Regions from separate parts of the Homo sapiens genome. Here region 1 is linked to region 2. Evidence: chromatin loops called from intact Hi-C (ENCODE). Cell type or tissue: pancreas. All regions are shown on one strand. Links, peaks and the distances in the headings refer to the core of each region. The heading gives the core; the rest is flanking DNA. Region 1 has its middle 12 kb from the start of TPPP. Region 2 overlaps ZDHHC11B (zDHHC palmitoyltransferase 11B (putative)).

Region 1 (4,376 bases), core at 174-4,173, 54 kb before region 2:
TCAACCTCTTTCTCCTTTCAATCTTGGCGCCACACTTCAATCTCTCCCTTCTCTTAATTTTAATTCCTTTCATTTTCTGGTAGAGACAAAGGAGACACGTTTTATACGTGGACCCAAAACTGTGGTGCCGGTCACAGACTGGGAAGGCAGCCTTCCCTTGGTGTTTAATCACTGCAGGGACGCCTCTCTGATTATTCACCCACGTTTCAAGGGTGTCAGACCACGCAGGGACGCCTGCCTTGGTCCTTCACCCTTAGCAGCAAGTCCCGCTTTTCTGGGGAAAGGGCAAGTACCGCAACCCCTTCTCTCCTTGTCTCTATCCCTTCTCTGCTTTTCTGGGGAAAGGGCAAGTACCCCAACCCCTTCTCTCCTTGTCTCTATCCCTTCTCTGCTTTTCTGGGAGAGGGGCAAGTACCCCTCAACCCCTTCTCCTTCACCCTCAGCGGCAAGTCCCGCTTTTCTGGGGGAGGGGCAAGTACCCCAACCCCTTCTCTCCTTGTCTCTACCCCTTCTCTGCTTTTCTGGGGAAAGGGCAAGTACCCCAACCCCTTCTCTCCTTGTCTCTACCCCTTCTCTGCTTTTCTGGGGAAAGGGCAAGTACCCCAACCCCTTCTCTCCTTGTCTCTATCCCTTCTCTGCTTTTCTGGGAGAGGGGCAAGTACCCCTCAACCCCTTCTCCTTCACCCTCAGCGGCAAGTCCCGCTTTTCTGGGGGAGGGGCAAGTACCCCTCAACCCCTTCTCCTTCACGCTTAGCGGCAAGTCCCGCTTTTCTAGGGGGCAAGAACCCCCAATCCCTTATTTCCACACCCCGACCTCTTATCTCTGTGCCCCAATCCCTTATTTCTGTGCCCCAACCCCCCTTCCCACTTTTCTGGAGGGTAAGAACCCCAAACCCCTTCCCTCCATGTCTCTACACTCTCTTTTCTCTGGGTTTGCCTCCTTCACTATGGGCAACCTTCCACCCTCCATTCCTCCTTCTTCTCCCTTAGCCTGTGTCCTCAAGAACTTAAAACCTCTTCAACTCACACCTGACCTAAAACCTAAATGCCTTATTTTCTTCTGCAACACTGCTTGGCCCCAATACAAACTTGACAATGGCTCTAAATGGCCAGAAAACAGCACTTTCAATTTCTCCATCCTACAAGACCTAAATAATTTTTGTCAAAAAATGGGCAAATGGTCTGAGGTGCCTTATGTCCAGGCATTTTTCACACTTCATTCCCTCCCTAGCCTCTGTTCCCAATGCGATTCCTCCCAGATCCTCCTTCTTTCCCTCCCGCCTGTCCCCTCAGTCTCAACCCCAAGTGTCGCTGAGTCTTTCCAGTCTTCCTTTTCTACAGACCCATCTGACCTTTCCCCTCCTCCCCAGGCTGCTCATCAGCAGGCTGAGCTAAGTCCCAATTCTTCCTCAGCCTCCACTCCTCCACCCTATAATCCTTCTATCACCTCCCCTCCTCACACCTGGTCCGGCTTACAGTTTAGTTCCGTGACTAGCTCTTCCCCACCTGCCCAGCAATTTACTCTTAAAAAGGTGGCTGGAGCTAAAGGCATAGTCAAGGTTAATGCTCCTTTTTCTTTATCCCAAATCAGATAGCGTTTAGGCTCTTTTTCATCAAATATAAAAACCCAGCCCAGTTCATGGCTCGTTCGGCAGCAACCCTGAGACACTTTACAGCCCTAGACCCTAAAAGGTCAAAAGGCTGTCTTATTCTCAAAATACATTTTATTACCCAATCTGCTCCCAACATTAAATAAAACTCCAAAAATTAAATTCCAGCCCTCAAACCCCACAACAGGATTTAATTAACCTCGCCTTCAAGATGTACAATAATAGAAAAAAGTTGCAATTCCTTGTCTCCACTGTGAGACAAACCCCAGCCACATCTCCAGCACACAAGAACTTCCAAACACCTGAACCGCAGCTGCCAGGCGTTCCTCCAGAACCTCCTCCCCAGGAGCTTGCTACAAGTGCCAAAAATCTGGCCACCAAGCCAAGGAATGCCGACAGCCCAGGATTCCTCCTAAGCTGTGTCCCGTCTGTGCGGGACCCCACTGAAAATCGGACTGTTCAACTCACCTGGTAGCCACTTCCAGAGCCCCTGGAACTCTGGCCCAAGGCTCTCTGATTCCTTCCCAGATCTTCTTAGCTTAGTGGCTGAAGACTGACGCTGCCCAATCGCCTCGGAAGCGCCGTAGACCATCACGGATGCCGAGCTTCAGGTAACTCTCACAGTGGAAGGTAAGTCTGTCCCCTTCTTAATCAATACGGAGGCTACCCACTCTATATTACCTTCTTTTCAAGGGCCTGTTTCCCTTGCCTCCATAACTGTTATGGGTATTGATGGCCAGGCTTCTAAACCTCTTAAAACTCCCCAACTCTGGTGCCAACTTAGACAACACTGTTTTATGCACTCTTTTTTAGTTATCCCCACCTGCCCAGTTCCCTTATTAGGCTGAGACACTTTAACTAAATTATCTGCTTCCCTGACTATTCCTGGACTACAGCCACATCTCATTGCCACCCTTCTTCCCAATCCAAAGCCTCCTTCGCGTCTTCCTCTCGTATCCCCCCACCTTAACCCACAAGTATGGGACATCTCTACTCCTTCCCTGGCAACTGATCACATGCCCATTACCATCCCATTAAAACCTAATCACCCTTACCCCACTCAACGCCAATATCCCATCCCACAGCACGCTTTAAAAGGATTAAAGCCTGTTATCACTCGCCTGCTACAGCATGGGCTTCTAAAACCTATAAACTCTCCTTACCATTCCCCCATTTTACCTGTCCTAAAACCAGACAAGGCTTACAAGTTAGTTCAGAATCTGCACCTTATCAACCAAATTGTTTTCCTATCCACCCCGTGGTGCCAAACCCATATACTCTCCTATCCTCAATACCTCCCTCTACTACCCATTATTCTGTTCTGGATCTCAAACATGCTTTCTTTACTGTTCCTTTGCACCCTTCATCCCAGCCTCTCTTTGCCTTCACTTAGACTGACCCTGACACCCATTAGACTCAGCAAATTACCTGGGCTGTACTGCCGCAAGGCTTCAGAGACAGTCCCCATTACTTCAGTCAAGCCCAAATTTCAACCTCATCTGTTACCTATCTCAGCATAATTCTCATAAAAACACATGTGCTCTCTCTGCTTATCGTGTCGGATTAATCTCCCAAACCTCAATCTCTTACAAAAGAACAACTCCTTTCCTTCCTAGGCGTGGTTAGTGCGGTCAGAATTCTTACACAAGAGCCAGGACCACACCGTGTAGCCTTTCTGTCCAAACAACTTGAACTTACTGTTTTAGCCTAGCCCTCAGGTCTGCGTGCAGTGGCTACTGCTGCTTTAATACTGTTAGAGGCCCTCAAAAATCACAAACTATGCTCAACTCACTCTCTACATTTCTCATAACTTCCAAAATCTATTTTCTTCCTCATACCTGATGCATATACTTTCTGCTCCCCGGCTCCTTCAGCTGTACTCACTCTTTAAGTCCCACAATTAGCATTGTTCCTGGGCCGGACTTCAATCCAGCCTCCCACATTATTCCTGATACCACACCTGACCCCCATGACTGTATCTCTCTGATCCACCTGATATTCACCCCATTTCCCCATATTTCCTTCTTCCCTGTTCCTCACCCTGATCACGCTTGATTTATTGATGGTGGTTCCACCAGGCCTAATCGCCACACACCAGCAAAGGCAGGCTACGCTATAGTACAAGCCACTAGCCCGCCTCTCAGAACCTCTCATTTCCTTTCCATCGTGGAATCTATCCTCAAGGAAATAACTTCTCAGTGTTCCATCTGCTATTCTATCTGCTATTCTACTACTCCTCAGGGATTATTCAGGCCCCCTCCCTTCCCTACACATCAAGCTGGAGGATTTGCCACCACCCAGGACTGGCAAATTAGCTTTACTCAATATGCCCTGAGTCAGGAAACTAAAATACCTCTTACTCTAGGTAGACACTTTCACTGAATAAGGCCTTTCCTACAGGGTCTGAGAAGGCCACCACAGTCATTTCTTCCCTTCTGTCAGACATAATTCCTCAGTTTAGCCTTCCCACCTCTATACAGTCTGATAACAAACCAGCCTTCATTAGTCAAATCAGCCAAGCAGTTTTTCAGGCTCTTAGTATTCAGTGAAACCTTTATATCCCTTACGGTCCTCCGCCTTCAGGAAAAGTAGAACGGACTAAAGGTCTTTTAAAAACACACCTCACCAAGCTCAGCCACCAACTTAAAAAGGACTGGACAATATTTTTACCACTTTCCCTTCTCAGAATTCAGGCCTGTCCTCGGACTGCTACAAGGTACAGCCCATTCGAGCTCCTTTTTATTAGGCCCCAGTCTCATTCCAGAC
Region 2 (4,376 bases), core at 66-4,065:
GCATGGAAACGCAGGCTGCCGGCCTGTGTCGCACAGCGCTGTCCTCCTTGGCCCCAGGGGTGAGGAAGAAGGTGCTGGCCATGTGCAAAAAGCCACGTAGGGATTTTAGCAGAAGGCTGCCAGCAGGGCGGGTCCTGCACCAGGCCAGGGGGCTGCTGTCCCTCCTGACAGAGCCCCTCTCTGGAGCCCCCTCAGGCAACGTTGGGACAGGTTCACTGCTGCTGGGCTCACCCTCAGCCTCGTCCTGGCACCACCTTGGGGCATGGGGTTAGGGTTTTTATGCAGCAGCCCTTCCCTGATGAGGGTCCCGTAAGAAGCGTGCTGCAATGCATGGGAAGCCTGAGTGTGAAGCTGGTTCCGACTGAAATGCAGACACAGGTGCCGAATCCCTCAGCAGGATGCACCGCACACCCTGCATCTTCCAGGCACTCACGTGGCCCCGGGCCCTGGGTGCCGGTGTGTGTGAGCTGGGGAGGAGACTCTGTGTGTGCAGACATGGCTGCAAGGAGGACAGGCGAGAATGATCTGGATGCCAAGGGGATGGGACTGGGGAGCTGCTGCCCAGGCCGGGGTGTGGTGGGAGCTAGGCAGTGCAGCAACGGGGCCAGCCAGGCCCTGGGGGACTCACATGGGGGCCAGGACTGGTCAGACACTTGCAGTGGCCAGTCTAATCCCACCATGGTAGAGGAGAGGTCTGCAGGGGCCCCACCGGACTTGGGAGTGGACTGAGGCTGCAGGGGCTGTAAAGGGTGTGGGTCAGCTGGGCCGGGCACAGGGCTCACTGTCCAGCTGGTGACACTGACATGACCGAGCCTGCATCCCGGCTGTTGTCCCCATGTACCCGCTCCCTGCAGGCTGAGCTGGGGACACTGCACTATTTATGTGGTCACCGGGGCAACAGGGAGCTCGTCTGGAGCCTTGGGACGCTATCGGTGGCAGCTGAGGACAATGAGATGAGGCAGGAAGCTGCACTGTGGCCCAGGGGAAGCCCCTTCCTCTGCAGAGCTGGAGCAGCACTTCCCTCACTGGAAACCAGTGGCAGGGAGGGTGGGGCCAGGCAGGGCCTCTGCACGAGCAGCAGGTGAAGCTCAGGCTGAGGATGCCCTCCCAGGCCCTTGGTCGCCACATCCGACTGCAGCCTCACATTCTCCGGGCTTCGCACAAAGAAGCCCGCTGCCAGGGAGACGGTGCTGCTGCTGGGGGCCACCAGGAGACAGCCTGGGGATGGTGTGGCCCTAACCGGGACCCATTGACTTCCCTGTGGAGGAGCTCAGGGCTGTCCTGAGCCTGAACCTGCCAGGCAAACCCCGTGGAGCTGCCTGAGCCCATTCCCGAGCCAGTCCCCAAACCTGCAGGCGCCATGGCCAGGCAGTCACCCTGAAGGCGTCCACCCAGAAACAAGGGTTCAGCTGGCAAGGGACTCCCCCCCACCAAGATTCCAGGGCAGTGTCTTCACCTGGACAGCTCCCTGGGACTCAAAGCTTTTTTCATGGAACCAGGTTGAAGCAAATCTTTCACCGCACACTAGGGTGCCCTGCTGTCCATTGGCCGCACTTTGGCCAGCGAGGTCCGCGCTCTGCGGGTGGGCTTGGGTCGTCCTCCTGGGACATCCGTCACCCATAGGAACGATGCTGGTGACCTTAATTTGGCTATGTTTTGCCCAGACTGACCCAGCTAGCCACTCTGCCCATCACCCACTCGGGTAACCCTTCCTGAGCTGGCGGGGAGCCCCGGGATAGAGATGACACGGAGCACCGTGTTCTCAATTTTCTCTGCTTCTACTTTCACGTTTAATTTTATGCCGGTAGTGTTTTATGTTCCAATGAGCAATAAAAAGTAAAAGAAGTAGAGTAAGTGTCTCCCTTTCATCACCCAAACTGCCTGCCCTCTGGAAGTTTCGGTCTCAAGCTGTCTTGAGAACCGTAGCTATGCTGGAACCTCCCCTAGCAACAATCTGTATTTTGTAAATAAACGGCGCCGCAGCGCCAGCCCAGAACACACACCCTGCGCCCTTTGTTAACACTGCTAACCTTTCCCCCGCCCTGTTCTGCAGGCAGGAAAAGAGAGGAGGTGGAGAGCGAGCCCACAGCCCCTACTCCTGGGGCCCGGTGCGGTCACGTCTTGTCGTCTTATCAATCCCTGCGGGGTTCAAAGCTGACACGTGCCACTGAAGGCGCCGCGCCACTCCATGCTGGTGAATCTTCCACTGCAGCTACCGAGCTCGTGCTGCCCTGGGCCACAGCAAGGAGCTTTGCTGGGAAGAGATTTCTCCAGATTAAACAGAGTTACAGATTCCAATCCATTCCACACAACAGGCCCTACAGACGCTGTGGTGGCGGCGGAGCCTGTTTCCCTTTGCAGAAGAACAGACGCGGGCACGCGGGCACTGAGGCATGCTCTGGAAGGGCCCATACACGCGGCCGCTGGACGGTTGGCCAAGCCTGGCACTCAAACGTCCGCCTAACCTGGGGTCTTTATTCCAATTCTTCCCCACTTTCCACAACACAGCATCCCTTACCCTGCACCTGACCTCCCTTGGGGTCAGGGGCTGCAGCCACTGGGCCTGGGAGGTCACTTCCCAGAGCCGCCCGGGTCCCTGCAGGTGCCGGATAGCACAGGCACCCTCCAGCCGCCACAATGCAAAGCCACATGCTGCTGGCCAAGGGGCCCGAGGGGGTCGCTGAGGTGCAGGCATGGGGAGTGCAGCCGGGGATGCCGTCCTGAGCCCAGCGCCGGCCAGCGGGAGGGGCAGCATGGACAAGGGCTGGGGCACCAAGTGCTCCTTTAGAAATGGAGATCCAGGTGTGGAGTGGGGGGTACAGGGGAGCCACAGAGGGTTCACCTACCAGAGAGCAGGTGACAGCTCAGAGGCACGCGTGGCCGAGCCACGGGCCAAAGGAAGAGTGGAGAGAAGGGATTCTAACAGCACATAAGGAAACAGCCAGGTGTGGAGGGTCGACTCGATCCCCCACATAGGTCCAAGCCCTAACCCGCAGCACCCGTGGATGTGACCTCGCTTGGAAATAGGGTCTTTGCAGATAATCCTGTCAGGGCAAGGTCTTTTCGGGTAGGCCCTACTCCAATGACTGGCATCTTTACAAAAACGGGAACCCAACGGCAGCAGACACACGCAGAGAAAAGACGGTGTGAACACGAGAAGACGAGCCACAGAGAGCGGCCAGAACCATCCCCTCCAGCAGCTTCAGGGGGAGCAGTGTGCAGCCAGCACCCGATTCCAGACCCCGGGCCCCAGAACTGTGAGACCAGATATGTCTGCTGTTGCAGGCACCCGGTTTTTGGTGCTTTGTGATGGCAGCCCCAGGACACGCCGCGGCCACCTGGTGATGCTGAGGGAGAGAGACAGATGGTGGCCAAAGCAGCAGGGGAGGGCACCTTCCTCTGCAGAGCATGCACTGGGCCCTGCGGTGGAATCGCAGATGCAAACACAGCATTTTACACCCCTAGCGTAACTGTGATTCAGATGAGGATTGCAACAGAAAGCGATATGCCTGAGACTCAGAGTCCACATGTGCACCACTCCGGACTGGCAGGGGCAGTGACCCGGCCCACCCTCCCAAGGAACCGCTGCGTCCCCACCTACAGGGCCTCCTGACAGTGCAGCGGGACAGGCCACCACCACCTGTGCAGCGTTCTTCTGAAACTGCTCAGCTTCAACCACACAGACCCCCAGGTGGTGGAGCAAGACACTGGTCTGGATATGCCATGATGCTGTGGTCAAGGAGATACCAGCAGCTGCCAGGAAAAGGCAGGCGGGCGCTGTGCTGACCTAAACACACCAAGAGACTCCGTCGCAACATGCCCAGAACCTCGGCCGGATTCTGGATTAAAAAATCCTGTCAAGCACATCTGGGGGCTGTTGGAGAATGTTGGCGTGGACTGCCTTGACCACGGTCCGATCACAGCCTGTCTTCTCACCTGCCATGAAGGTGCAATACAGGAGGACACCCGTGTCTGGAGGGCATGTGCTAGAGCAGGGAGGTGGGCCGTGCAGCACAGGGTTAGTGACTGTGGGCTTTAGTGACATCCTCATCCCTCACTGCAGGACACCCGGGGCCAATGGGGCTGCCATGCAGCTCTGTGGGTCTGTGGATTTCTGGGCCCTGGAGGTGGGGGAGGCCATCTAGGACCCAGGCTTTGGGGGTATGGGGACTCAGGGATGTAGGTGGAGAACTCGGAGGCTGGGCCACAGCAGAAGCTGGGCCAATGGCAGGGGATCTTGGGGAATGCCAGCAGGGCCACAGGGCACACCTTGGGCCTGGCAGAGAGAGGCCACTACTCAGAACTATGACCTGTCCTCCTGATGAGTGGAGGGGCGCAAGGCTGGCAGTGTGTGCCGGGTGGACACGTGGGTTGCC

What was found. A loop is a pair of places that touch in the nucleus more often than their neighbours do. Peaks named below come from ENCODE experiments on the same cell type or tissue, not always from the same donor. Only the 100,000 strongest peaks of a DNase experiment are listed, where the experiment ranks them.
Region 1: it touches region 2 in a loop (2.0-fold over the local background); 9 of 110 quality-filtered maps call a loop at or near these places.

What each region holds. Positions count from the first base shown.
Region 1 is chr5:703,095-707,470 of GRCh38, forward strand. No RefSeq gene overlaps it. Among named protein-coding and RNA genes, the nearest start is that of TPPP, 12 kb to the left of the region's middle. In pancreas, for the core only: no CTCF peak of the experiment used is centred there; no DNase peak of the experiment used is centred there.
Region 2 is chr5:757,255-761,630 of GRCh38, forward strand. All of the region lies in intron 4 of ZDHHC11B (zDHHC palmitoyltransferase 11B (putative)), which reads right to left. Among named protein-coding and RNA genes, the nearest start is that of ZDHHC11B, 25 kb to the right of the region's middle. RefSeq lists enhancers at 1,142-1,985, 1,986-2,829. In pancreas, for the core only: no CTCF peak of the experiment used is centred there; DNase peaks (open chromatin) are centred at 897, 1,177, 2,057, 2,797 and 2 weaker places; H3K27ac peaks cover 921 bases.